Regions from separate parts of the Homo sapiens genome. Here region 2 is linked to region 1. Evidence: chromatin loops called from intact Hi-C (ENCODE). Cell type or tissue: ascending aorta. All regions are shown on one strand. Each heading gives the region's core, and the rest is flanking DNA. Links, peaks and the distances in the headings are about the cores only.

Region 1 (15,430 bases), core at 8,450-10,949:
TAGAACCACCACATACTGAAGATAGACAAGGAAGACAAAATGGTAGTTTGTTGTCATTCATGGTATTTTAGGGATACATTATTTATGTCAAGGGGCAAAACTCACAAAGCCACAAAAGAAGAAAACTGGCCTGTTTGCTTATAAAACCTCCAGCAATGAGGAGTAACCAATGCTCATCCATCATGGGTTCTGTTTCCGTACATGAATATATGGACTTACTGACTTTTCCTACAATTATTTATTAATAATATACTTGGAAACTTAACTGCATTGTTTTCCCTTTATTTTTTTTTTTGATTTTTAAATTTCATCAAGTAATTAGACCCAATACCTTGCTTTGTATATCATAAAAGGGTAGTCCCATTATTCATTATCTCTTTTTTCATTTACTTGATGTTAAATAAAAATCCTGATCTAAAATAGCTTTAGGCTTTATTTTTCATGCATTCATTCTTTGGTGAGATTAAATAATGTAAAAGCCTCATATTATTTCTCAGACCTTTGTCCCAAGGTCTGAGAGGAAGCCTCAGGTTTGAGCCAAGGAAAGGAATTCCGCTACATTGACTTCTATTGCTCTGTTATATACACACACACATTTACCATTTGAAAGTAAAATAGACTCATTATAAAATTCTGGAAAATATCTAAACTAAAATAAAATAATATAAATTATCTCCAGCTGTATTAATAACAGGTAGTCATTTAAGATTTCCACGTATTTCCTAACAGTCCTTTTTGTTTTTGTCCGTGGGCATATGTAAACTTATATTTCAAAATTAAAATTATACTTTATATCTTGATTGTATTGTAAGCATACTCCATGCTATCAGATATTCTTTTAAAACACATAGTAGCATTTATTTGGAGCTCAAAAGCAATACCAGTTCAATAAAGAAAACTCGGAGAATTTAAAAATTTATAAAGATAAAAATGAAAATCACCTATTATAATTCAGAAGGTTTACATTTTTGTGAATGTTCTTTCTACCTCTCAAATCTTTGTAGTGGTGGAATAATATTCTATCATCAAGTGGATTATCATTTTGTGTACTTTTTTTTATTTGGACATTTTATAATTTCCAGGACTATTTTAATTTTAAAAACCATTGTCATTACATATTTTACACTTATATTTGCCAAGCTTCTGTTTTAAAATAGATTCCTTTAAGGGGATTTACTGAATCAAAAAGCATGAAGTTTAAAACTTTTTTTAGTACACTTTAGCAAACTGCTCTCCAGAAAGACATTTGAAAGATGGTATATTAAGTGTTCAAAAGTTTCCTTGGCTTCAGCCTGCCAAAGTTTAAACTTTGTTTTATGTTGCTCCTCATGGTACATTTTTTTCCTTGTTGATATGATAACTTTTACATTATATTGATGTTATTATTATCATTATCCCGTGTTTATTATAAATCTCCTCACCTATATTTATACTTCTGTCTTTTCGTAGCAATTGATACAGTTTCCAAAAAACAGATACTTTGAAAAATGGTGATTTGAGAGAGATTAAAAGAGAAAGGTAGGAAAAAATAAATGAATGTTTTAAATCCAGTATTCAAGACAACTTTCTTTAAGTGTGGCTGATCACTGAAGGAGAAGGAGAAAAGCCCAGAGTTACAGTAGTATGTCTCAAAAACTGTTCCTTATAAAACTTGATTAGAAAAAAGGAGTTTCCTCCTCGAGACTAGGATTATTCCTATTGCATCTTCTATTTGCAGAAACAGTTAAGAACATACTCGCTCTTAAAAAGGTGATAGCAATTAATGACCGTACTATTTGCAATTAACTTTTCATCACTACAGGATCAAAAGTACTATAAGAGTTGAATTTTTGAGTACTATAGGAATTGAATAGTGGCATGTCATTTATGATTATTTTAGAAATGTATTTTATAAGAAAGTACTATATCACTTAGATTTAGAAGAACTCTATATACTTAAGGAGAAGTGGTGGCAGGCATTAGGAAAGAGATTTGACCTTGATTATGCAATCCTTGTGAAATTACAAGTGCTATTATAAGTAACAGTTGTTAATCTACACAAGTAAAGCCTTGACTCATCTGACCACAGAAAAGACAATAATTGCAATAGAAGATAAAATGCCGGGAAAAAATTGTAAAAGCTAATACATTTTTAAATGCCCAAATGTGAAAGTAATGAGAAATTAGGTTTTTAAATATTTTTTGGTTTCGAAAGGCTTTCATCCAGTCCTTGAAATTTTTTAACAAAACCTCCCTGATACATAAATAAAAAATATAAAATATTCCACCAAAGATCATGACAAAATACAACTATAATATCTTGAAGAAATGAGCATAGTAGAAACCAATAGGTGGTGCAATGATGGCCAAGTGAGTCCATTTCTTATTTATAGAAGAATTTAGTTCTGTCTTCTATGTTCTTTTTGAATGATGATGATGTTGATGTATAGTGTACCTTCTTTCAAAGATAATTAGAGAATGTTGCCTTCTATACCCATGATTCATGATGCAAGGTTCTGTTCTGCTTGAGACTGTCTCATTGTGTTTTCATCAAATTTCAACAATCTACAAAAGACTGTGCTCAATAACATACAGAGTGAATCAAGAAAGTTTCTAGTTAATACAATAAATAACAGTTTAATAATTCTTAACATTTTTTAAAATGTTATTTATTTATTTTAGAGACAGGGTCTTGCTCGGTCTCCCAGACTAAAGTGCAGTGGCACATTCTTAGCTCACTGCAGTCTCCAACTCCTGGGATTCATGTGATCTTCATGTGTCAGCCTCCTGAGTAGCTGGGACTACAGGCCCACCATGTCTAACTGTTAAAAAAAAAAACTGTAGAGATGGGCTCTTGCTGTGTTGTCTTGGCTGGTGTAAAACTCCTGGCCTCAAGCAATCTTCCCATTTCAACCTCCCAAAATGTTGAGATTGCAGGTGTGAGTCACTGCACCTGGCCAGTGCTTACCATTTATTACTTTATAGTGAATTGTAAAGTTCGCAGATGCCCTGTTACCAGATCTGTGAATGACTGAAGGTTCACTCTTGGATATAGGACTACATTGTATCTCTAAAATTTCTGTTAAGGATAATGTTTACAGATGCTATTAATTATGACAATTTCCCTATCACACGTATGCATCTCATATACCACAGTCTGTGACTTCTGTGGATCTGTACCTTTGTTAAATAGTGTCTTGCCAAATAAATTGACAAAATCCATCAAATGGATTTAAGTGACAACTACTTAATATTTAATACTTGTTTATGTATTAAGTATTACTTAATTAGTTGGTGTGACCTTGAGCAAATTTTTTTATCTAAGATTTAATTTTTTTCTCTGTTAGTACCTACTTCTCTAGTGAGTACTATCATAGTTGTAAATCTAGAAAGAGATAATTTATATAATTATTTAACACAGGTCTGTCACATGGCAAATATGCTCATTGTTATTATTTTTATTACTAAACTTGAGTGATGCTCTCTACCAAAATATGAAGCGAATGACAGTCACCAAATGTCTTTGGGATGGTTCCTGTGTCAAATGTTTCTTATAAACATGGCGAAGGATAAGAGCAATTCTAAAATATAATGTTTGTTATTTTGTTGTCCAACTAAGGACAAAAAACATATATCAAATTTGTTCCGGTATGTAAAAGTTACTAAGTGACAAGTGAGATATACAAACAATAGCCTCTCCAAATTTCAAAAAAATGTGAAAAATTCATGAAACTTTGCTCCATGATTTATGTTTATTATCTACAACGTGTCTGTAATCTTTAATTTGCCAATTTTGAATACAAGGATGTGTCAAAACAGAACGTATCATTAAAAAACAAAATCAAAGCAGGGATAATAGGTCCAGATTCATTTAGTGTTTTATCATTGGGTACCTAATTTGCCAAGCACTATGTGCCACATTTATATGTCAACAATAAATGCCATAAGACAGGTTGTGTATTAAATAGTATAAAAGCAAATATAGTATTCATCAAGTGTTTATTCAGATGAATTAATGAATGAATCAACCAAGAAAGACATAATTATAATAGAATCCCTCTTATATTCCTGGTAGTTAATCAAAATGTCAAAGTAGGAATTTTAAATAATTTTAAAATAGACATTCTATTTTAACTAAAACATATAAATGTACATTTACTCACTTCTATTTTAGTAGAACAATTAAAGCTTTTCTTTAAGCAAAGGTCCACCAGTTGTAAATTTGTGTTTTCTTATTTGCTCAAACCATACCTATAATATACGATTTTCAGTTTAGATGGTTGCAAGGCAATCTAATTGCAGAGTTCATACATATTTTGCCCAGTCTTTTATAATTGTCTTCTTTACATCAAATCAGGCAGTCAAAAGAAAATAATACTAGTCTTTACGGAGTGTTTATTAGTACTTACAAGGCATTCTGCTTGTTTCTTATAGGGATAACTGTTTTAAAACACTCATATTTTATTGATTTGAATAATATTTAATCAAATTATGGAAATTACGGTAACAAAAGTGATGTAAACAGGTTACGGAATAAAAATACTAACCCTTGGCAAATGTGCAGTTCTACCATCTGGATGTACCTGAAGACCGCCTACTAGGTGTATGTACTCACTGTGCTACAGAGAATGTTCAGTTCACCAATAAGTCATCATTAAGTAGAGATTGGTTAGGAGAACTTCTACTGTTATGCCTTTCTGAGCTATAATATGCTAGACTCTGTGGCAGGTCATTAAGCTTGGCCTCTTTGGATGAATTCACAGTCTAGTGAAGAAGATATGTAAAGTAATAATTAAACTAATTACAATATTAGTGCTACAGTAGAGAAATGTGTGTTACTGAAATGCCAGGGGTTCTGGTTAGGTCCTACTGCTTGCTGCACAGAAAATCAATCACTGAAACAATGATTATTGTCAGGGAAGAAGGCTTTATTGGGTGCTGCAGCCGAGGAGATAGGAGATCAGTCTCAAATCCATCCTCCTGACTGACTAAAATCGGGTTTGTAGAGCAGGGAAGAAATGTAAGTACATGAGGAGAACAGGAATTAGGGAGAGGTATGGAAGAGGAGTTGGTGAACAGGAAGCAGGTGGTCAGTTAGGCAGTCATGATAGGTGAGGGGTGTGGCTTCTCTTTGTCCAGATGGTGATCTGGAAAGTTTCAGTTCCTTGATACTATCTAGGAGGCCCAATGGTTGGTTTCCTGAAAAAGGAACTCAGATAAGACAAATGTAACTTTCTCAAGTTTTAAGACTGGGAGAGTCAACTTCTATGTTTATTTAAAAGAAACCATAAACATCTGTTCTATAGGACAGCTGGGTCCATTTCATAGTTATCAGAGATCATGAAGGAAGTTTTGACTAACTTTATGGAGATGGGAAGAATGGGGCCAGGTAAAAGACATTTGACCTGAATTCTGTGAGATGAATAAAATTTTGACGAAGTGAAGAGAAAGAAACCTGTTCTGGAGATATGAATTGAAGGTTCATAAACTCATGGAGAGATGTGAGAAGAGAAAGGAGTTGTGAAGTTTGTCCCACAGGAATCTCTAAGATACTAGGAATCTTGTTATACTTACTTTAAGAGAAGTATATAAGGAGTGTTGTGGAAGGACAGGGAAATGGAAAAGTTAATTTCAGCCAAGCATGTGGGTGGGTGGGTGGAGCATGTAGTGGATTGGGAAAGGCTCCCTGGAAGAGGTGACAGTTCAGCATTCATCATGCAGTAAACCATTTCAAGCAGGGCTGGTGGTATTGCCGAGTGCAGCCAACCCCCGATTTTGATGTTTGGAGCAACCAGCTGAGGTTGTTGTTGTGGATATACAATCTAGAAAATTTGGCTTGCCTGGTTGGTGGAAATTTTTCTTTAATCACATTCTGCTATAGGAAATGAAGAGGTTTGGGGAATTGACCAATCCTAAGTTTCTTCAGTCTAAGAAAAACTTCAAACTCGGACACTGAAAGGTGTGGAAAATCAGTGAGTCAGAGAGAGGAGAAGAATCTGGCATGTCACAGAAAGCCAGACATTTTTACTGCCCTACTTTGGATCCCATACGCAGGGTGATTTGTTGAAAAGTAGCACATTCCCTGAAGAAGTAGGACACCTGGTAACCCTCATTTTAGTAGGGAGGCCAGATCTAGCTGTAGCCAGGTTAGTAAGTATTTTCTCCTTTTCCTTTGTGAAAAGCCCCCTCAGATCCAGTGTGGACCATCATTGCTCAGGAAATTCTATTAAGTTTAATCTTTGAAATCGCAGTAAGTGTAGCAATAACATAATTAAGGCACTCATCACTTGCCGTAAGCTACTTTATTTTGCTTTAGGATGTTGAAGTGTTCTTCAAGTGCAGCTGGTGGAACCCACTTGTGCCGAATAATTAGTAATGATTTCAGTCAATCCTCAACCAACAAATCAAAAATGATTTTGCATCTGTCTCATAGTCCTTGGTGTTAAAAAAAAATGAGATAAAACAGATAAGTTTGTCTTTTTTTCTAGTGAAAGTTCCTTGTGAAGACTATAGAGATTCATGAAGAAATTGAATAGGCTGTACATCCATTGCACATTAATGCCTATGCTAAAGGCATTTCATAGCAATTCTTAGGATTGATTTATTATTCTTCCAGGCTGTTTTGTAAATAGACTGTGAAGGCAAGGGCCTTGCATGCTTGGCATATATATGAGTGTGACTCTTGCTGTCTATCAGCATGGCCTGGGGTCAAGCCCTTGACCTCTTCAAGCATCAGCTTTATCATATGGAAAATGAGTACAAGGATACTTGTTCGGTTTACCTCTTGGCATTGCTATTGAGATAGAACAACAAACAGTGCTTTGTAAACTACAAAGCACTGATCAAGCTAAATGTAGTAAGCCAAAATTTTCCATGATTTTCATTGTAGACATTATGATATAATGTCAGAAAATGTGCTGACATGTGGTATCAAGTGACATAAATAAGACTTAAAGTATTTTATTAATTTTCACATCTCTAACAGTATGAGACCTACTAGAGCTCTTTCCTAATGGCTCCATATTGGCAAAATATTTGAGTGAGCCATTAAGTTTTTACTGTGAGTATATGTTTTACATTAAGTTTAGCCTGAGAACTTTAATAGATATTTAGAAAGACTTCAGGAGACTTCAGTGGCAAGTTTTGAAGATGCTGCCCCAAGGAAAATGTGGCTCTGGGAAAATGAGCAAAGAAGAAGCCTCTTAGAGCACCAGTGCTGACATAAAGGCACAGGGTCCCAAAGGTGATGGTGATGCGGTAAACAGACACATTCTCTGCAGGGAAAAAAAAAAAGGCAAAATCATGAAGGCTATGGAAACATTAGTCTGGAATGAGATTCAGTGAAATGGCTGCACAACATAGTCAAGCTAAGGACAGGCAAGGGGGCGACTTCGGTTAGGTGACCAGAGGGTTCATGGGGGACACTTTTGAGAAGCACCATTTGCCATGCTTATAAGTGGGATGGATAAGCCTGTATTTATAGATCTCCTGGTTAAGACAAAATTTAAGTATCATCTTATTATGGTTGAAGGAAGAAAACAAAAATCATATGAAAAATTGAAGAAAAAAGAATTCAAGTCATCTACATTAGCTAAAACTTCTTAATTGTAACAGAAACTAGCGAGGTATAGAACAGTAGTTTTCAAAGTGTGGTCCATGGATCAGTAGCAAGGACATGACCTGGAAGCTTAGAGATTCAAATGATTAAGCACCACCTCAAAACGGAATCAGAAATTCTCAAGAGAGGGTCCAGTAATTCATGTTTTAACAAGCTTTCCAAGTGGAGTAAATAACCATGGGGATTTTAGGTATTTGCATTTATTCACTAAAAAATTATTAAAATGGCATCTATTATGAGCCAGATGCTATTCTGGAAACTGGCGGTAAAACAGTGACAAAGATGGACAAAGAGCCTGCCCTCATGGGGTGAACATTCCAGTCTGGGAACAAAACAGTGAACAAATAAATAGTGCATTGTAAAGTGGTGATAAATGCCTAGCATGAATACAACTTAGGCAGGAGAAGGAGATAGAGTGTTTGATACTGCTACTTTAGAATATGGTCAAAGAAGACCTCTCTAGGAGGTGGCATTGAGCTCAACCTCAGCAAAATGAGGGGCAAGGCCATTTTAAAGAGAGAAGTGAGTTCGCTGGGCCAAAATAGGAATTTAACAGGAACAGGAGCATGTGTGTGATACCTGGCTGAATTCTTTCTGGCTTCTGACCTCTACTTCTCTCCATGTGTCTGACTCATTCCTCTTTCTCTGCAGATGACGGGCAGCTTTCTCTTCCACAGGAAAGGTACAAACTGTTATCAGCTATATGAACACTCTGACTTGGTTCTAGTTTGAAACTCCCAAGAAATAATGCTGATTTTCCCAGACACTCCTCTGCTCAAAACTCTCCACTAGCTTCGCACTTCACTGAGAGTAAAAACTCCACAAAGCCTGGCCTCCTGTTACCTGTCAGACCCATTCTCCCCATCACATACTCTACTTCAGCCATCTGGGCTTCCTTCAGTTTTTCTAGGTCTTGTACTCCAAGGTTTCTACTCACACATAACCTTTGCATTTCTTCATCCTTCTGCCTGGAACAATTTTCTTCCACATACCTGCTTAACTCACTCCCTTCTTGTCTTCAGGCTGTTACTCAGATGGCACTTTTCTGCAAGAGATCTTCCTGAAATCCAGGAAATTGCAGCTCCCATGTCCTTCCATATACTGTTTCCCCCTGAGCACTTATCAATATGAAATATACTAGGCATTTCAGTGGTTTTTCTTATTTCTTATTTCCCTTTCACCAGAATTTAAACTCTATAAAGGCATAGATTTTTATCTGTTCTGTTCACTGATTTATCACCAGCTCCTAGAACAACGCATTGCATACAGCAGGTTATTAATACATATTTGATGAATGAATGAATGGATGACAAAGAGTACAGGATAATTTTCTTTAAAACCTGTGAAATGAAGTTGGAGTTTGTGGTAGAAATTATAAGACAATAAGAAGACTTCATTACAACAGGGTGAAATAAAAACATTTTGAATTGATGACCATAGGACACAAGATTTCAGTCTTATTCTGCAACTGAATGGCCTTGAGGAAGCCACAGAAACTTTGTAGGGCTCTACTTTGTCATCTATAACAGGGAGAAGGTAGTAGAAGTAGACCTGATTGGAGAGGCAGGAGAAGACTAAACAATATCTGCAGTGCTTCCAGCTCCCACTCATACTCGGTGATGTCGTATCTAGAGACTAAGACCAGGTATGTGGACCAGAGTTTTTTATTATCTATGGTGGAAATCTATTTTAAATTACTTGAGAAAAAAACAGGTGGTGCATGTGTGTGTAGATTCACTTTGAGCTCTGCTCTAGGGCTGTGAGTTGGCATCTGAAGCACACAATTCAGAAGTGAGACTTCAAGCACTTCAAATATTTTTATATTAGCTTTTTGTTGGTGCATGGCAAATTACCAGAAATATAGTGGCTTAAAACAACATACGTTTGTTATCTCAGTTTCCATGGATTAGAAGACCATGCAGTGTTTAACTGGGCTCCCTGCTCAGGGTCTCACAAGCCTGCACTCAAGGTATTGGCCAAGGCTGGGGTCTTATGTGATGCTTGGGGTCCTCTTCAAAACTCATGTGGTTTTTGGCAAAATTCACTTTCTCGAATCCATAGACTTCATGGTGGCTTGCTTATTCAAAGCCAACTGGAGAATGTCTTTGAGTTTCTTCTTTCAGTGAAGCCCTGGACCCTCTTCTTAATGGGTTACCTGATTAGGCTAGGCTCACTCGGGATAAACTCTTCCTTGAGTAACTTAAAGTCAAATAATTAAGGACCTTAATTACATATGCACACTTTCTTCACTTTTGCCATACAAAATAGCCCAGTCTTAGGAGTGACATCCCCTCACCTTTGCCATATTCTATTCATAAGAAGCAAGTTGTATGTATTGTTCCCACTCAAGAGAAGAGAATTATATACCTGGTCATGGTTCATGGGGGTCATCTTAGAATTCTACCTATTGCATAATAGAGGGCATGGTAATTATAATAGACATATGGAATAAGTTTCCATTTTGGAAATTACAAGTATTCAGATTATTTAGTTGACAGGAGAGATTTTATAAGCCCTACTCCTCCTGCATTAAGGACATATAGAATCTGCTAGCCCAGCTGCTCAATACTTTTGAGGCAGTTAGTACACAGAGTCAAAGCATCATCGGTCCTTGTCTCCCATTTCACTGGGGCCTCCACTGGCTAAGTGACTCCATGGTTGCCTGGTCCTGTTGTTTGTTGGTTGCATCTGCCACAGCGTGAACTTTCCTTTCCTTTTCCTTTTCCCTTTCCCTTTTCCTTTCTTTTCCTTTCGCCACTTTTGAACTTGACTGAAATGCATGAACATTGCTTATGAGGTAAATGTCAGAGTGACTGACAACAGAGAGTGAGACCTCCTCAGATTTACAATGTCTATTTTGTGCCTGTTTGTAAACAAATGTGGAAGGTTCAGCAGAATTTAGTCTGAGACTTGCTTTTATAGAACAGAACGTTTGATAGTGAAATTGTAGGCGAACAAACCATAGCTACTGTCTATCTCTAATCCCAGGTGACCATGATTATTTACCAAAATATTGACAAGCAAAATTGGCTTAGGTTAGCTTATCTGAGACAGAAACCGTTGAGGTACAATGTAAATTGTACATTGTTAGATGCTTAAGGTTGGCCACAAATACTAGACTGATAGGTTAACAGTTAAGTCACAAACTTATATTGCAATCAGTGAAACTTAAGAGGAATGACAAAGATGTTGGAAAAAAATATATTCTAGAAGAAAATTTTAGGTTTGAGAGTCTACCTCTTCATTCAGCATTCTAAATATACTGTTGAAAAAGTCAACCTACAAATTACAACTTTTTATTTATTTATTTATTTATTTTGAGACAGGGTCTTGCTCTGTCACCCAAGCTGGAGTGTAGTGGTGCTGTCTCAGCTCACTGTAGCCTCTGCCTCCTAAGCTCAAGCGACTCTCCCATGTCAGCCTCTGAGTAGCTGAAACTACAGGTGTGCACCACTGCGCCCAGCTAATTTTTGTATTTTTATAGAGGCAGGGTTTCCCTGTGTTGCCTGGGCTGGTCTTCAACTTTCGAGCTCAAGCAATCTGCCTGCCTTGACCTTCCAAAGTGCTGGGATTACAGGTGTGAGCCACCACTCCCAGCCTAAGCATATAACTTGATATAGTTGTCAAGTGATTAACTTGTTTCAGTTTCTTTGGGAGTGGGTCTTAACTCATCTGAAATCCTTAATATCTTTTAGGAGAATAATTGACTAGACCACTCTTAGCCAACTTTACTTAATTCTATCTGTGGTAATGATCCTGGAGTCATATACATGAAAGTTTAATGAGGACTTTATGGTATTTGATACCATGTTGAAAAGGAAACATAAAATTCTTCTAATAAAACTATCCAATTAAAATGCTTATTTTTTAAAATGAGCTGCACTTTACTAATTGGATATATTGTAAGTAAGTTTGTTAGGAAAATTCACCCTGCTCCAGAATCCACTGGCTTAAAATTCCCTAATTGGATTGGAAAATAAACCAAACAAACCAACAGGAAGATAAATATTACCAATATTTTGAGTCAATTCTGTCTTGAATTCATCAAAGCCAAAGGTACTAATATCTGTGTTTATGCTGTTCTTAGGGTTTCTATTTTTTGTTTGTTGTGTTTTGTGGTTGTTAATTAACTGAGCATTCCTTCAATCTCTAAATTTCTTAAAAATATCAAGTGTGTCTTGTGACCACCATCAGCTGCAAACACAGCATCAACTTACCAAAACAGTCTTTGGTGATTAATCCATAATGACAGGGCTGTTCTCCCGACTGATTAAATTCATTATCAAGCAGCCAGAGGTAGAGAGCTCTCCATGGAAGATTTATTACTCTGGAATTACCTTTCTAGTTTATACTGATGAAGCTAGCTTTGGTAAATAAGGAAGATGAAAATATAAGGGGCTCCTTTTTAGTGGATATTGACGAGTACTTTTAAAAATGGCTAGTCTGTATTTTCAGTGTCTCAATTCTTAAAAAAAGTCCTTAAACATATGTCATCTTTGGTCATTCACAAAGCAGTTGAAATGGTTTATTATCACCATGTGGGATCAGCCTCTAGAATAATCTTTTAGAGGCTGTATCAGGCCAGGCTGATACAGCCTGTGTGTGTATCAGGCCTGAATGTGTGTCAGGCCAGGCTGGGAAAGTTATTGTTCTTATTCTGTCTGCCACCATCACCTTGGTTCACTTTATCACCAACAAAGCTGGATTTGGGTAATAACTTACTAAATGGTTTCTTTACCTAGTTCTTTCCTTTACAGGCCTATTCAGGGGCAGGTTAATTTCCCTTGCTGTAATCAAGTCACCCCTATGCAAAATGTACAGTTTATAATTCCAAATACATACATATATATATACACACACACCTGAATAGCCTTAAGTCCTTTCCATATATAAATTATTTTTATTCATTTCATCTTTTCTTTTTTAAATTTTGTTTTTGTTTTTGTTTTTAATATAAATATATATATAAATACAGAGACAGGGTCTCCCCATATTTCCCGGGCTGGTCTGGAACTCCTGGGCTCAAGGAACCCACCTGCCTTGGCCTTCCAAAGTGCTGTGATTACAGAGATGAGCCGCTGTGCCTGGCCTTATTCCATCTTTTCTTTAAAGTTTTCCTGTTCACCTGAGCACAAAGTGACTTCTCTCTTCTCATGAGCTGTATGACTTTTGGCTTTAAAGAGCTCTTTCTGTAACTTAACATTTTTTCCTGGTTGTGTGGTTTTAATCCTCAGTGGATTTGTGTGTGCTCTGAGGATGGAAAAGTCCAAACTTTACCTCACTGCGTCCTGTGTTTCACACTGGGTCAGGCAAGGAGTGTATCTGATACCTCTTCTCAGATTTCTTGAGAAGAGCACGTGAATTTATTTGCTCTATCAAGTTGCCTTCTAGTCCATTTTATGCACACTTGTTTGGAAGATATCTGAAAGAGAATACCTAAACCTATTGTTTTTGGTGCACTGTCAGGGAATATGGAGCACAAATGGCAAAAGATGGGGGAATGGAGGGTGCAGATACATACAATGAAATTCAGTACTCTCATGCCACCTGCCATTAAGCCTTACATGAATATTTTGTTTATCTACTGTTTGTTTGTAGGAAGGAAAAAGTGGGAATTCTGAGCCTCGGATCCAACTGTACTATTTGGCTAAGTTACTCAAGTTCTCTCAGCCTTCATTTCCTTATGTGTAAATTAGATAAATTAGTACTATTCCACTGGATTGTTCGGCAGGCTAAATAGGGTTATGTAAGTAAAAAAACTTGAAAAATGCCTAGCTTAAAATAGATACTCAAGAGCTCTTAGTCCCCACCTCCCACAACTGTAAATTAGTCTTGGGGTCATTTTAGGGGGAAGGGGAAAGAGGGTGACTGTAACTTTTTATTTAAGTCATTATTCATATCGGCATTGAATTATAGGCTGTAAATTTTGAACATGGGAGATTTAATCACAACTGTGATGATCTATTTTTGAAGAGTCATGTTTCTGCTGAGATTGACCCTGGCAGAGGACCTGTGGGTGGAAAGTAGGTGTAAATCATTCAAGACAGCTTTGTATATTAGTAAAGAGATAGAATCACATACCCAGAGATAAATTTAATTTTGCAATTGACATTCACTCTTTTGTAAGCCACTTTTAATATTACAACACAAAACCTGGTAAGAATAGCCTTTTAAAGAGACATCCTTCAAGGCAAAAAATACTAATTTTGATGATTATAAACATTTTTAACATTTCTGGACTTCTTTCTTCAATTTATGGCTAGGACATAGTTTGAATTTTTTTTTCCCCCTTAAGTTGGTTGGGTACATTTTGACGGGGATTGCAAGGCTGCTGTTGGTATTTTGTAAGAATTTATTTTTTTCCTTTGTGTTCCCATAATACCTCTCTTGATAAACCATCAAGGATTTCTCTTCTATTCATTCACTAGTAGAGTGAGGCAATTTGCTATCCCTCCCTATGTTAACACCAAAGCCAGAGATAATGACTTTCCACTGTTACACTGGAGACGTGAGTCAAACAACAAAATACCGTGGTATAAGCGATGGCTTATTAACTACAGGGGAGGAAGTATCTTCTGCAAGATTCCCTAGAACCCAAACTTAGTCTGGAAGTGTCTTCAACATAGAAAGAATGCAGGAAAATGTTGCAATTTCCAAGAATAGTTGAATACTTTCAAGAAACAGTCTTTCTAGCCTAAAGGCCAAAAGAAGTAGAGAAAGGAGAAAAAAAGAAAAGAAGTCAACCACAAGAAAAGTTAATATTGCTTGCCTTCATGGGGCGGTCAAGCCCACAGAATATGGAATCCAGTTGTTTTTGATGTTTGCCATGGTAGTATTATCTATGAAGAAAAATCCTCAGCATGACAGTGAGATTTCCCAAAGGGAGAGGAGTTTGTGGCTTCCACTTAAAAAGGAAAGTGTCACGTGTACTTGTGTAAAGTTGATTAATGCTTCTTACTTGTAAATTTTGCCAAGGTTAACAGATCTCTGTGGTAGAACACACATACACCAATTTAAGAGACACAGCAACTGGGTGTTTATTTTTTCTCCCCCTCTTCTTTTCTTTTTCTTCCCCTTAGGATTTCTGTGACCATATATAGCCATGGCATCAGTTTACATTCTGGAGGATTAAAGTTTTCTGTTTAGATTCTTAGAGGAAAGTCTAGGGTTGAATGTGATTATTATAAATATTTCTTGATTTCTGGTAGCAAGCTATCTAATCTTTCCTGCATTAAGAGGGGTTTATCATAATTTTCTTCTTTTCAAATCCTTGGCCTTTGCAGCTGTCCCTTGGAAAAGCATTTCATTTGCTCCAAAGAGAATAAACAATGCTTATAAATTAAGTCATGGGTAGGATGTTACATCCCAGTTCCATGTACGAATATAGTCCTGGTTTTTTGTCTCAGTGCCTGGCCCAGGAGACCAACTGGGGACCTGGTTCTGTTGTAAAACCGTATTGTCTGGCTGCAGGGCTGCTGCCACAGCAACAAGAATCAGTGATGTCACAGCCTCAGAATCTGCCTGCCAGAGATCGGGTTTCCAGAGGATATGATCAACTCTTTCTGCTGGGAGACAATTTTGCACATCCCATCTCAAAGACAGTTTAAACCTTTGTTCTCTCTTGTTTCCTCTTTAAACATATGTGTCTCTGTTCTATCTCCAAAATCAGATAAAATCTCATAATAGCAAGAGCTAGGATTTATTGAGCATTCACTATGTGCAAGTTGACTATGTATTGTGCTTTACCTTCATTAGCCTATTCGGTCCTCACAAAAACCCTAAGAGGTAGAAGACACTAACATCTTCTGTGTTTTAAGAGTGAGGTCCCTGAGC
Region 2 (15,430 bases), core at 5,904-8,403, 48 kb after region 1:
TATAATATTACCATGGACTTTATTATTTTTTTCATGAAAAAAGAAAACATGAATAAAAATATTAAGGCATCCTAAAGCGGAACATGCTGGCAGTACACAGAGGTTCATGCCTGTATTTTTGTGAACGAAAGTGAACTTAACAGTCTATATCTATGATAGCCTATCATAGCATCTTCAGAAATGAAGCCTAGACCAATGACTGGAGGATTCCCAGGGGAAAAGGTCAGTTTAGATAACTTCCCTAAGGGATGTGACACTATTTTTTCAGAAAAGAGCCTTATGGTTAAATAAGATTTATCTGGAACTCTTGAGGAGCCCTCTGTACTAGTTTAGGCCTCTCAGGAGTACCGAGGCCTGACCATGTATAAAATGGATATTCTGAGATTTTTAGTGGACATTATGATGAATTGCAGACAAGAGAGGCCCCTGCAAGGCCTTTGTTGTCTTGGTTAAATCCTTATTCATTCATTAATTTGTTTACTCATTTGAGTGTATAAGATATACTGGACATTGGTACAGTGTGATATAAATATGTTTCCCACCTTCAAGTGAAGGACAGGCAATTACAATGCAATATGATAGTTGCTGTACCAGTGATGCTCAGATGTCTTTAAGGTACCACATAAAGTGGAATTAGGATGGCCAAATTCATCCTTGAGATTAGAGGGGAATGGAGCATTGTAGAGAACAGCCATTTGCTCTTCACCACTGGCAGGGATTTCGTTTTTAAGTCATGGCATGACATCATAAGGAACTATGCCACCCTATCTTGTCTGCCTTGTAAATACCAACTTGTTTGAGGTGTAGCTCTAGCATTACCCACTTCATGGACTTTTCCTTTCTCCCCACTGACTTTCTAGTACTTGGTTCATATACCAACTAGCAGTGTAGTGCTTTCTAAACTTAATTCACTTATCTCTTTCTTGAATTTCTCTGATAGGCTCATTCCACTGATATAAATTGGATCAGGTTCCCAAAGAGCCTGTATTCACATAGAGCCAGATAATCATGACAAAGGCAGAGCCTCAAAACACATTCATTTCCTGTTAATAAAAGGATTACCTTATTTCAATCACTTGTCAGTTTCATGATCTATGTAGTTTGTAGCAAAGGGCTGTTCCTAGACTGGCCCTGTGGGCCATGGAAAACACCCATTTCTGTTCTTTTAGGGCTGTCATATTGTAGCATAGATATTTTTGTATTATTCACATGATTTTTAAAAATACAATTAAGGGAAAGGAAGCTATGTTCATTGTATTTCTTAAAAGAAGTTAGTTTATTAAGTCAGTCATTCCCATCCAGTTTTCCTGGTTGTACACAGTATTCACAGTTTTAACTTGACAACACAATATAAATTTAATTATGGTTATAGACTAACCACTTTTGCTTAATTACAGGGAGTGTGCTTTCCAGATGAAGCCATATCTGAATTTGAAATACATCAATATATGGTAGATGTTTCTTCTTTCAGTGCTTCTTCATATTTTGATATTCTAGGAAATTAGAAAAATATATGAGCACATTGCTAAACTTTATGGGCATACATCTATTTGCTTTGTCTTTACATTATTTAAATTTCTAAAATGATAGAAAAGAAAGCCAGTTGTAGTATGATAATTGTAGGAAAATAATATACGGATATTGTATATCTATATCATATCCATATCCAAAACTATTTCCCTATATCTATTTATCTTAGCAGGAAATTCATTTGGGATTCACAATATGACTGTTTACAAAATGGGAGCACTAATGACCTCTTTGGAGAATGAGATCCATGAGTTGATATCAGTAGAGTTTTTGGCTTTTTGGCTAAAGCAGGGATGACCGAATTTACTGAAGGCCTTGGTACAGGTTAGGGGGAAGACAAGGACAGTGGTAGGTGACATGAAGCCTACTGCTGCCCCCTCACCCCCTAAAGGCTGAGGGACTAGTTTTAGGCTGAGAATGAGAGCAGTATGGCCGAGGGACTGGCTCAACAGTTCTTCTTTAATATATTTATTTTAAATGTCCCAGATGCAAATTAGATTTCTCTTTGCTTTGCTATTATGGTATTGCCTGCCTGAAAATAGCACGTCATTTGATCAATGATCTGATAATTTTGCCATTAGTGCGTAACCCTCAACTTTGGTTATTCATATTTATGGCTGAAAAAAATGTTTTCAGGACATTTTAAGGGCATGATTCCTGCCCTTTTAGTGCATTGCAGGACATACCCTTCTTCCTTCTCCAGGGTAGAATCACAGATAATGATTTTATTACTGGTACCAATAAAATAAGCTTTTAAGAATTTTAATGCACATATATATTATCCAAATTGTATTAATACATTTCATTTTCTAGTGTGATTTCAAAAATATGCATTGGCTGTAAAAAATATTGTCATTGTCCAGATATATGGCCTTAAACTACACTTAAGTCATGTCTATATAAAACTGAAATGGTTATGCCTTTGGTATTAAATCGTTGAGTATTTGACTGGGCTAAAAGTCATCAAAAGCCTAATACAATATTCAGTACATGGTACTTTTTCTTTCCTCCATTGATAACATCACATTGGACTGGAATGCAGAGAAAATCACTAACTTCTCTAAACCTCATTTTATTTACTTCAGAAACAAGGCAGGTGGATAGTCTCTAAGGCTCCTTTTAGCTAATTCTAACACTTATGTTTCTATAGATATGTTGATGATGTTGCAACAAAATGGATATACATGATAATGCATATTGATTGTTTTTTTGTTGTTGTTGTTTTTGAGATGGAGTTTCTCTCTTGTTGCCCAGGCTGAATGCAATGGTGCCATCTCGGCTCACTGCAACCTCTGTCACCCAGGTTCAAGTGATTCGCCTGCCTCAGCCTCCCAAGTAGCTGAGATTACAGGTGTGCACCACCATGTCCGGCTAATTTTGTATTTTTAGTACAAACAGGGTTTCACCATGTTGGTCCGGCTGGTCTCAAACCCCTGACCTCAAGAGATCCACCCGCCTTAGCTCCCAAAGTGCTGGGATTACTGGCGTGAGCTACTGCGCCCAGCCCATATTGATATTTTTTGTGTGATGATTACTGACTCCAAACTAATAGGGGACAAGTGATGGTATGCTACAATAATGATAAGGAGACTCTTAAAATTGAAATTGTTTTATTTATTCTTGTTTATACTATTAAGAAGATATGAGAGTTAGAAAAATATATATATTTTCTACCACAAAGTAGAATAAGCTCAATGGGATACCTAGGTCTTGAATAAAATGAATAGAATTCAGATTTTTCCCCAATAACATTGGTTACCTCAACATTCTTATGCTAGCTTGGGAATAAAAGACACTTTTTTCTTTTTTTTTTTCTTTTCTTTTTTTTTTTTTTTTGAGACGGAGTCTCGCTCTCTTGCCCAGGCTGGAGTGCAGTGGTGCGATCTCGGCCCACTGCAACCTCCACCTCCCGGGTTCAAGGGATTCTCCTGCCTCAACCTCCCGAGTAACTGGGACTACAGGCACATGCCACCACACCTGGCAAATTTTTCGTATTTTTAGTAGAGACGAAGTTTCACCGTGTTAGCCAGGATGGTCTCGATCTCCTGACGTCGTGATCCGCCCGCCTTGGCCTCCCAAAGTGCTGGGATTATAGGCGTGAGCCACCGCACCCGGCCTAAAAGACAGTTTTAACTGAGTGCAACAAGTATTTTCGTTAAGAGATTTTTTTTCGTAATTTACCATTCTGCTGAATCAATTTTTAATCCAGTTGGAAGCTCTAAAATTCTAACATAATTCAGAAGCATTAAAAAAGAAGACTAAGGAAGAGAAAGCTACATTTTTATTTCAGCTTGTATTGCATTGTGCAGAAAGGAAAATAGTCTAGCTAATTTACTTTTCCTATGAAAAACCTTAGGAGGTCCAGAGGGCATCTTTTAAGCATTTTGTGCTCCACCATGCCATTTGGGTCAAAAGGATTTATTTAAAATATATTGGTTTGTTTATCTGATAACACATAACTCTGGAAAAGCTAATCAATCTACTTTATTCACGGAAATATTAAAATGATTCAGCTGGATGGTTAATTTTGGTAGTCAGGGATTATAAACTCACTTCACAGGATTTTTAAACAGGTTTGACATTCCTTTCCCATAAGAAAGCCTGTATATATTTGACCTTTGGATTTCAGCCAACCCTGTCATTTATTTTCTGCAGCTTGGTAGAGAATTATGTTCCTAAGCCATTTTTGGCTCACCAGCCTTTTTTCTCCCTGGCGTCACTACTTAGTACTAGAGCACAAGGTCAGAATAAGGAAGTTGAGGGAAGACTGGAGTTCTTTCATTAAAATGAACTCACGGGATAAAGATACATAAGTAAGGGGAAACACCGCCCCCCGCCCCCGTCCTCCCCCCACACACATGTTGCAGAAAGAGGATATCATTTGACTGTTTGAATTGAATTATGTAGTGAAGTAAAGGGTAAATCCAGAGTCAGGACTTGCAGTCTCAAAGTTCAAAGCCACTTAATGAAAAACAGAGCTCTTCACCATCCTCAAAAAGCATTTTCTAAACAGCCAATTGCATGTGGTGCTGTAAAGGGAATTACGTAGACCTAGCCTGTGACATTTAGAAAGGCATTCAAAGTTTAGAAATAAAATACTTACGGTGTTGCCAAGTCACTACACAAGCCTTTTAGTAAATCTCTGTTTAGAAAACTCACTGCCAGGCACTATGGCTGATGCCTATAGTCCCAACACTTAGGGAGGCTGAGGTGGGAGGATCACTTGAGCCAAGGAGTTTGAGGTTACAGTGAACTGTGATCACACCACTGCACTCCAGACAGTGCGATCATAGCTCACTGTAACCTCAAACTGTCTGAAAATAAATAAATACATGGAGAGAAAAATTATCATAGACGAAAATATTTAGAAAAGCCATCCTAGGCCGGTCACGGTGGCTCACGCCTGTAATCCCAGCACTTTGGGAGGCCAAGGCTGATGGATCACCTGAGGTCAGGAGTTCAAAACCAGCCTGGCCAACTGGCAAAACCCTGTCTCTACTAAAAATACAAAAATTAGATGGGCACAGTGGTGGCCGCCTGTAATCCCAGCTACTCGGTAGGCTAAGGCAGGAGAATCGCTTGAACCCGGGAGGCAGAGGTTGCAGTGAGCCGAGATCGCACCATTGCACCCTAGCCTGGGCGACAGAGCGAGACTCCGTCTCAAAAAAAAAATAAACATAAAATAAAATAAATAAATAAAAAGCCACCCTAATGAAAAATAATTGATGAGTTTTAGTACAAAACTCATCCTATTTTATGCAGTTAACTCACATAAAATTTTGCTAATATAAAGGGCACTTTTTTATTCTCCCGGGAGTGTTCTTTACTGTAGGGTTGCATATACATTAAAGTGGGTCATAGAAGTGAATACAGACAAGTACCAAATATAGTAGGCATTATGTGTGTGTGTTTTATGATTCTATGAATATTCTATGAATATTCTGTAGAAAATGAAGTTAAAAGCATTGGTTAGACTTTTCACTTTCTAGCCTCTCACTAGTGGTAATAAATAATGACAATAGTAATGATAAGACACATTTATTGATAATGTATTATGTGCCAGACACTAAGCTTAGCACACTATATGGCAATTACTGAATTATCTCAATAAATTCTTATAACAATCTCATACCATAGATAATATCACCCTCATTTTCCTAGGTAGGAATCAGAGGCTTAGAGCCAAGATTTGAACCCTTGTCTGCAGGCCTGCAAAGCTGATGCTCCTAGCATCTACGTGTACTCCTCAAAACCTATCATAAGATTTTATTTCATTTGGAAGAAAGAAAGTATTTATTGTCTTTTGAGACGTTTTTATTCATTCAATTTTGTATGTGGCTCTGGTTTGCAGGTAACTCGATTGTATTAGATTAGATATTTATCTGTAGTTACAAGCAAGTTATATTTAGCAAATGCCGTAGATTCCAGAGGCAGTAAATCTTGCCATTTGTCATTTTTCCAGAATGCCTCAATTTACTTGATTAATCATGATCAGTCAATTATTTAGCAGTCTGTGCAAAAAGAGAATATATTTTAACTTTATTTTTCCTTTATGAGCTGGTAATTGGTAAAATGAAGAGAATTTCCACATTTACCTTTGCAACTATAAGCAACTAGTAGTATATTTATTTTGTATATAGACAATTACCTCTCTTTATAATAGTAATTTATTGATGGGTGTGTGTGTGTCCCTGCTTGGAATAATGGACTGATGTGTAAATTCAGGGAAAACATCAGAAATGACTAATTAGAAAACATAAAGGAATACTACTCTTGTATTTCCAGTTTTCTACTTTATTTTAATATACCAAATGTAGTCAGCCTTAGACATTGCCTTTATTATTCACTGGTTGGTTTTGTTCTTTTCTTACGTTTAGTCCAACAACACACATAGTTTTCAAAGAGGTAAAACTAAATTTTATGGGAATTCAGCTTAAAGAATGGCAGGAAGGACTGGCCTTGATGACACATGACCATTTATCCTCATCATTTTAATGTGTTTCCTTTAATAGTCTCACTTCAGACAAAAACATATACTATCATCCTGCCTCTACTATGCAAATGGAAAAATATGGTACCTTCTAATGATCAGAAGTTAGAACGGGTCTTGGGAATAACCATTAGTCCTAATAAATAGCGTAGGATAGTCCATTCAAAAATATTATTTAAAATTCATTTTTATTAAGATATGCATCTAGCATCTACTTTTTGAAAAGTTTTAAGCTCCACACCCGTTTTTAGTTAGAAACATTAGTTTATGCTTCTGAAGTTTCAGCTCCTGCTCTTTAAATAGCTTGGCTGTCTTGTTTTTCCCCCCCTTTTTATTACATAGTACTTTCCCAGGGTAAGTGATAAATAAAGCTGGAGGGTTGGTCATAAATTCCCTTCCTCTCTTTCCCCTCTATCCTACCTCAGGTTATTTTTATGCTAGGATCTGTGACAGCGTGCCAGGACTCCAGTCAGCATCACATGCAGTGGGATGGGATTGAGGAATACTTGCAACCTGGGAGTCTTCCCTGCTTAAAGCTCTCACTTTAAACCTAAGCAAGGGCCTGGGATGGGAGCAAGAGCCTAAAACAAGAACTTGAATGTGCAGCACCCTATCCTTGCTAAGGGACTCGTCATGACAAGTGATGAGAATTCTTGGCCTGGTTTTGAAGATACGTCATAGGGCTGATTGGAAAGAAAAATCATTAGTAACTTAAATCCTTTTCTCTTTCCATCTCTTATTCTTCCTCACATCTGTGAATGAGGATTCTGTTGAACATCTTAAATACTTTCAGGTTTAGCAAGAGATCTTCCAATAGCCATTTAACAAACAGCAAGAGGAAGTTCAGCCCTTGGCCAAAGAGATTAAAAAATTTAAACACACTTGGATGTATTGAATTTATTAACTTGGCCTCCAGAAAGGGAACATTGTAGTTGCACAGGCAGCAAGAAAATTAACCATTCAGTGCTGTAAAATACAGGAAGTTAATAGTACTTCAGATTGTGGAGACAGAGGTCTGGGAAGGATTGTTGGAACTGATAACATTTGGTTGGACCTAACGGTTGCGTAAGGTTTCAATGGGCCAGAGAATATGAGAGTATTCATTCAAGGGAAACTGCAGGAATAAAGGTTTGGCCGAGTGAAAGTTTGTCTGTTTTCAGTGAATTTTAAATAGTCCAGTGCGTGTGTGTGTGTGTGTGTGTGTGTGTGTGTGTGTGTGTGTGAGGTTGTAGTGTGAGGAGATGAAAATAGAGAAGTAGTGTGAGTTGAAACCATAAGGGACCAGGAGGGATACATTAATGTGTCTGGATTGGGCTTTGCTGGTTTTCTAGAGTTGCTGGAAGTCCTTGGGCAGACAAGTGACATAATCTACTCTGTGCTCTTAAAAGGCAACTGGTAATGGTGTAGACCACAGATTGAAGGGGCTGAAGCTGGAGGCAAGCAGATCAGATGGGGGAGCCCTTGCAATAGTCCAGGTGGGAGATTTTGATCACCTACAATAGGAGGAAATTGGAAGTCACTGGGAAGCTGGGACCAAATTTGGAAACTGATTCAGTGTGAGCTATGAAGATGAAAGAGACCTGAAAGATGACACGCTTGCGAACTGTGGTGCTTTCAGATTATCTAGAGACCACAGAAAGAGTTCAGTTTGGGATATCTAGTTTAAACTGCTGTAAGAGGCAGTGGAAAATGTATGTATGCGAACAAAAATGAGAATTGAGAGCTGAAAATAGAGATTGGGGGATTCGCAGCAAGAAGTAATGACAAGAGCTAAGTCATCAGGTGACATTACCTACAGAAATATATAAAGAAGGAGAAAACTGCAGGAGAACTTTGAGAAATGTTCTCATGGTGGTGGTTGGAGGAAGATGAATTTAAAAGAAAGAAGTTAAGGACTGATTAGAGGCAGAGGAGATAAACCTCCACAGTATCACATCAAATGGAACGGGGGAAGTCGATGTTTCAAGGACAAAGGTGAAAGAATAACTATTACTAATAATGGAAAGATCCTTGGGGAGTCTATGTGGACCAGGATAATACATTAAATTTAATCACATAGTGCTTTTAAGTCACAGAAAATTCCTTGGAATGGTTAATTTCTTTTCTTTTTACTCTATTTATCGACCTGAATAGTTTCTACCTCAACTCATCCAAACCTCAGAATATCCCAAAAGTCTAACTCTTTACCCTCTTCTGCTAAATATGCTCTTTTTCTTTCTTCTCTGAATTCCTGTGGTTGGTATTGTTAGTTCTCTTTTCACATGTGTATGTCTTATTTCCCCAACTGTATTATATGATTTTCAGGGCAAATACTGTATTTTTTTTTCAGTTTTATTTCTGCATGTATTTATTTACTTATTTATTAAATAATTTCAGCTTTTATTTTAGATTCATGGGGTACATGTGCAGGTTTGTTACATGGGTATATTGCATGATGCTAAGGTTTGGGGTATGACTGATCCCATCACCCAGGTAGGGACCATAGTATCCAATAGGTAGTTGTTCAGCCCTTTTCTCCCTCCCTCCTTTTGGAGTCCCCAGTGTCGTATTATTCTCATCTTTATGTCCATGTGTACCCAATGTTTAGCTCCTAGTTATATGTGATAACATGCAGTATTTGATTTTCTGTTCCTGCATTAATTCACTGAAGATAATGACCTCCAGCTGCATCCATGTTGCTGCAAAGAACATGTTTTTTTTTATGGTTGCATAGTATTCCACGGTGAAGCACTGTATTTTAAACTCATTCATTTGTGCCTCACAGTCTAGCAAAGTGATTTGCAGAAAGAACATGCTCACAACGTTTTTTAAAAAGCTATGCTGCGAAATTTGGCAACATGTATTAAGTGTCATGAAACAGTTATTTCCTTTGACACATAATGCCTCTTTTGGGACTTTATTCTAGGGGAATAATGTGAAATGTTAAAATGTCATATGCACAAACATACTTCACAGAGTTCTTTCAAAACAATTCAAAGGTCCAGTATTGTAACAGTGGAATGTTCATGTGAATTGTATGTCATTCAATGGAATCATGCAACTTTTAAAAACTATGAAGACTATCAAATTAGAAATGTAATTATCATTTAAGAAGGAGCAGGGCATACAATTATTTGTGCATTATAGGTTTCAAATGTATAACATGCATATGAGAAAGATTGAAAGGGAATAAATTAAAATTATATAATTTAAGACAGTAGTAGAATTGTAAGTAGTTTCTTTTCTTTTTAAAATAGGTATATTGTATTACTATTGTTGTTACAAGTTGTTTTACACAAAAGTAATGTTTTGTTTCCTATGGAGGACCTAATATTGTACAGTGAGCTTGGAAGATTACTTGGACCATTAGCAATTTCTACTAATGAGCCCTGACCTTGGGATCAATACCTCTGCAGTCTGGTTAGGATCCTTCTCTTGTTTCCACACAATCATCTTTAAATTTACATCGTCAATTTAAATGGATCAAACAGATTAGATTAAGAGAATACTTAAAACACAGGCCCTCCTGGAAGTGACTGAAAGGAGTCCTCTTTAAATATGCAAGTCATTACTAGGCTGTCAAGAACCATTAGTAGCCCATAGTAGTGATGACCATAACCATTGATCAGTACCAGAAATTTGTTTCATCTCTTCATTTTGGACAAGGGGACCACCTTTTCCTTTAACTCTTGGCAGTTCGAAAGTTAGAAAGAGAAAGAGAGGAAGAGGATAGTTAAGAAGGAAGGTGGGGAAGCAAAATGAGTGGGCTGTGACAAGAAAAGACCAAGGCAGAGAAGAAAGGTTTTTAACAGTAAGATAACTCTCTGATGTTCCCTTTCTTCACCATTTTTTTTTTTATCTCTTCCCTGCTGCTTATTGGAGCCTTTCAAATAGAAGCACTGTGGTTTCAAAAGCTATGACTATTTTTGATCTTTCCTCTAATCTATATTATGAGGTGGTCTTGGCCAGGAGATCTGTTCTCTTGATTTACATAGTGCACTGTACCAAAAGTAGGAGGTTTAGCAGCACAGGCAAAGACAAGTACAAAATAAGGGGTAAACAGAAAACAGAGAGTATGGGCAGGCACCCCAGTAGCCTTTTCCACGCTGCGGTCCCTAGCTCTGAGTTCGAAGAGGCTGGTGCAAATGAGTGAGTCCTATAGTTTTGCTACCTAGGCCTGTCTGAAAAATCCAGACAAGATATCCTCAGTTTCACCACTGTACAGATTGCACAGCTGCTGATAGAAGGTGCAGTAGATCTGCTTGTCAGTCAGCTCAGGACAGGTGAGTTGCTGACTTTCCCTGTGGGCGTGTGAAGAAGGCAGCTCATGCTTCTTGACATTATGGAGGCCCAGCAGTGAACTCTCATGTGTACATTAATGTGCATTTTACCTTTTTACCCATTCTAGGTAACCTATAAAGGATAGTGAAACTTAAAGAAATATCGAATATCAGTCCCAAGTAGCTGGGACTACAGGCACCTGCCACCACGCTCAGCTACTTTTTTTTTTTTTTTTTTTTTTTTTTTGTATTTTTAGTAGAGACAGGGTTTCACCATGTTAGCCGGCATGGTCTCCATCTCCTGACCTTGTGATCCACCCGTCTTGGCCTCCCAAAGTGCTGAGATTACAGGCGTGCGCCCGGCCCAAGAGATGCTTATTTTTTATGACTGAAATCAAACACCTATTATATTGATTCAGGTTTTAAGACTGGATCTGAAAGAAACTGACCCAATTTTTTAATGGTATTATAATATAACATGTAATATAACAATGAGATACAAAATATGAAAAGGTGCAGCCTTCTTATATGCTTAGGTTGCTCATAAATTGAATAATGAGTTTCTAGAAAATGTAGTCATTATGCCTAGCCTTTCTCAGGGATATCATTAGCCCAGTTATTTATCTGCTCCACTGGTTTGCAAGGGAAAAGCAGCTCCCTGGGCCAGGCTGGGACTTTTTCCTGGTTTCAGGGGCCTGGCAGCCCTCTCAAGAAACATTCTCTTCCTGCCCTACCTCAAAAGGTCAAGTATTTTCATGGCACTTACTAGGGCTGGCAGAGTTATGCTCTTTCTACATCATTGAGCATCAATCTGAAGCCTCACAAGGAAAACTGTCTGCTATTTTTCTGGTCATAAAAGAGAAAATACAAGTTGTTTTCCCTATAAGGAATTAATTGTAGTTTTTTTTTTTCTCTACAGACTCTGTCTGTGGGGAGGAAGTGGGCCTTCACATAAATAAATTGGATCATTATTAAGGAAAGAGTGAGAAGGGATGTGGTGGGGATTCCTTGGAGAAGAGAGTGTGGAAGTGCTGTTAGGATACAGAAGGGCACATGGAGAGGAGAGATCCAGGGCCATATCTCAGCCACATCATCTTTGCAGTCATTTGGTTGTTGCACTGCAAGGAGGTCATCTGGAAACAGCTGCACCATCAGAGGATGTTCTTTTCCTCCAGGTGTGCTTTAATAGCAAAACATGCTACTGCGACATTTCTAGTTCAACCAAGAACTTGTCAAGATGCAACCTTTGTGGGGAATCAAAAGTAGTATGTTCCTGATAAACTTAAGATTTGAGACATTGATGCCTCTGAATAAAAGAGAGAGAGAAAGACAGGGAGGGAAGAAGGAAGGGAAGGGAAAGGAAGGGAGAGAGGGAGAGAAACTAATAACTTAATTCTCCCCAGTGGATGAACAAAATTGCCACTTTGTGGAGACTAAAACCCTACATTTTTAATAAACAAATGAGCTACTTCACTTTGAATCATATTTAGAGCAGGAATCTATGACATTTCCCTTCGTAGTGATAACAAGGGGAAGAATACTTCTGAGTTAGGAAAGAAATGGAATGTTTGATCCTGTTTAAGTGTACAACAGGAAATTTAAATAATCTTGCCATGTTGGTTTAGGAAGTGCCTCTGAAATAGCCCCATCTTTATTTGAACCCCATTTTATAGTTGTCTGTTCAAAACCAGGTATAATTCCCACTCCTTGACTTTTGTGAGCGTTTCCCCTCTTTAAAAATGTAAGCCCTTCTTACCTTCTCACTTAGAGTATCAATTCATGCTACCTCTACTTTTAACCCAGTATCGATCTAAAAGTTAAAAGCTCTTCACTAATTCCTTTTACCTCATCATATTTCAATCTCGTGGATTTCTGTTTAGAATATCTCCATCACCTTTTTACATAAATTTATTTATAAGTAGGGTGACTATATGCCGCATTTTTCATGAGACAATCTTGGTTTACACATACTGTAATTGTTAACAGCCCCCCCCCCACCTTTAACTTGCTAAGCATTGCAATTTGGAATATAAATGGCATAGTAACTCTATTTATAAGTTAAGTATGCACGGAAATAAGCAAAATTTTGTACAGACTTTAAAAAATTCTTATAATTTTTTTACAATTAAACTCCTGAAACACCTTTCTCATACTAGTTTCCTATCTATTCATAAGTGAAATAGATACCTTGATAAGAGACTGAGTTTTCTGGCATCACTTCATATCCCTTAAACATTTAAAAATATTTCTAAATCTCAGCAATGGATTTAGGATCTAGTTAAACACTCTCGGAAGCCGTTTGGGTAGGAGGGTTTGTTTTTGTTGTATTTCCCCCCTTAGGAACTGGGCATTGGGACAGATAATCATTGAGTTGCAGCTGTTTGGGTCATATGCTTCTTTATAGTGCTACTCTGTTAATTTTGCATTATGCTGTTTCCTGGTACTTGAATTTTGCCAGACAAATATTTACGGAATGAGTGTTAATAGAAATTTAAATTGGGGATTGAAAAAAGAAGTTAGGATGGGCAAGTAAGTCAGAATCCAGATTTGTTTTATGTTGAATAGATTAATCACTCAGTTATTTTTAGCTAAGGAAATTGACCTTTTTTAAAAACCAGGTGAAGAAATAATTTGAGATTCAGACATGACAATTCTATTTGCAAGACCTGTGAGCTTTTTATGGACAGTAATAGTGTCTTAAAGTCTTAAGTTACATCCATTTGTATATCAAATTATGAAAGGGAAATATTGACAGAATCCAGGATGATTATTTATCAAGGAAACACTGCAATGGATGTCAGTCTTCACAGCCATTTAAGAAAAATTATTATCAATCTTGTAATTTTTCTATGATAAAGACACTGGAAGCTCGAGAACAAAAGCATTATAGTTGCCTATGTGATGTTGCTTTACAAATAAGAATATTTCTGTAAATGCTCCTACCTTCTGTCAGTAATCTCTGTCCATCATTAGTTTAAGTGTTATATAATCCTTCAATTTTAAATTATAAAAATTATTGAACTAAAATTTTAGCAAAAATGAAATGGAATATGCCTCTTCTTTTCTGAACAACGCTAAATATGTCTCTATTTATCTTTAAATATGAATTATAAAACCTACCAGAGAGAGTTGCTCTAAGGATTAAATGAGATTCTGTGTGTGGGGTGTGTGTGGTGTGTGTGTGTGTGTGTGTGTGTGTGTGTTACCCAATAAATGGTGGTAGGCACTATATAAGTGGCATTTATTATAATCATCTTATTTCTTATTAAATTGGTAGTGTTCAAACTTGGTTTTATAGATACTTGTGAAGGCATTATTATTTTTGTTATTATCATTATCATTATTTTTAGAGATAGGGTCTTGGTCTGTCACCCAGGCTGAAATGCAGTGATGTCATCACAGCTCCCTGCAGCATCAGACTCCTGAGCTCAAGTGACCCTCCTGCCTCGGACTCCTGACTTGCTGGTACTAAAGGTGTGCACCACCATGCCCATCTAATTTTTTTTTTTTTTTTTTTTTTTTTAACCTTTTGTAGAGATGAGGTCTCTCTATGTAGCCCAGCTGGCCTTGAACTCCTGGCCTCAAGCAATCCTCCTACCATGGCCTCCCAAAGCACTGGGATTACAGGTGTGAACCACACTGCCCAGCTTGTGAAGGCATTAAATGTGAGAAAATTATGGTGTCCTTTTCCTTCAAAAATTATATATGGATTACCTACTGAGTTGAAGATATTGGGGTGGTTCCATGGAATGAAAAAAAGAAAGGTTAATAAATTAGTTTTCTGATTCAAGAAGTTTAGCTGATGAACCCAGGGATACCTGGAAAACTCGTTTCTTACTATGCAAAACCACACAGCAGCCTTCCTAAAATTATTACTGATATAATCTTTTCTTAAGCTCATCCAGTGCAGTATAATATGGGTAAAAAAGGTCAAAGAAACTGACTTACTGCTAAAAATATGTGAACTTTGTGAATAATTGCTATGTCAATTCTAGTGAGAGTCATCATAGGCCTTTCCATTTGCTTAGAGATTCACCAGCATACCCTAAGTTGACTAATGAGTGACAGCAGAATTTCTTAGTTGAATCAGACAGTAGAGGTTTAATAAATGCTTGTGAATTGATTAAATGAGTGGAAAATACTTTACATACTAGTATCTCAGGTGATTTGTTACATGGATGGTGATACGGCTTGGTTGTGTTCCCACCCAAATCTTATCTTGAATTGTAGTTCCCATAGTCCCCACGTGTCATGGGAGGGACTCAGTGGGAGGTAATTGAATCATGGGGGTGGCTACCTCCATGCTGTTCTTGTGATAGTGAGTTCTCACAAGATCTGATGGTTTTATAAGGGGCTTTTCCCGCTTTTACTCGGCACTTCTCCTTTATGCCACCATGTGAAGAAGGATGTATTTGCGTCCCTTTCTGCCATGATTATAAGTTTCCTAAGGCCTCCACAGCCCTGCAGAACTGTGAGTCAATTAAACCTCTTTTCTTTGTAAATTACCCAGTCTCGGGTATGTCTTTATTAGTAGCATGAGAACAGACTAATACAGATAGTAAGGACCCACAGACCCCATGCGTTACTGAGAGCCTTCGGGTCTGTTTATAGATCACTGTCTGCCTTAGCATGCAAATCTTGAGGTTTAGTT

The links. Peaks named below come from ENCODE experiments on the same cell type or tissue, not always from the same donor. Only the 100,000 strongest peaks of a DNase experiment are listed, where the experiment ranks them.
Region 2: it touches region 1 in a loop (4-fold over the local background); 2 of 110 quality-filtered maps call a loop at or near these places.

What each region holds. Positions count from the first base shown.
Region 1 is chr2:40,371,487-40,386,916 of GRCh38, reverse strand. The region is part of intron 2 of SLC8A1 (solute carrier family 8 member A1); the gene reads left to right. It also overlaps the pseudogene LOC124905995. Among named protein-coding and RNA genes, the nearest start is that of SLC8A1, 73 kb to the left of the region's middle. In ascending aorta, for the core only: no CTCF peak of the experiment used is centred there; no DNase peak of the experiment used is centred there.
Region 2 is chr2:40,321,374-40,336,803 of GRCh38, reverse strand. The region is part of intron 2 of SLC8A1 (solute carrier family 8 member A1); the gene reads left to right. Among named protein-coding and RNA genes, the nearest start is that of SLC8A1, 120 kb to the left of the region's middle. In ascending aorta, for the core only: no CTCF peak of the experiment used is centred there; a DNase peak (open chromatin) is centred at 7,028; H3K27ac peaks cover 1,102 bases.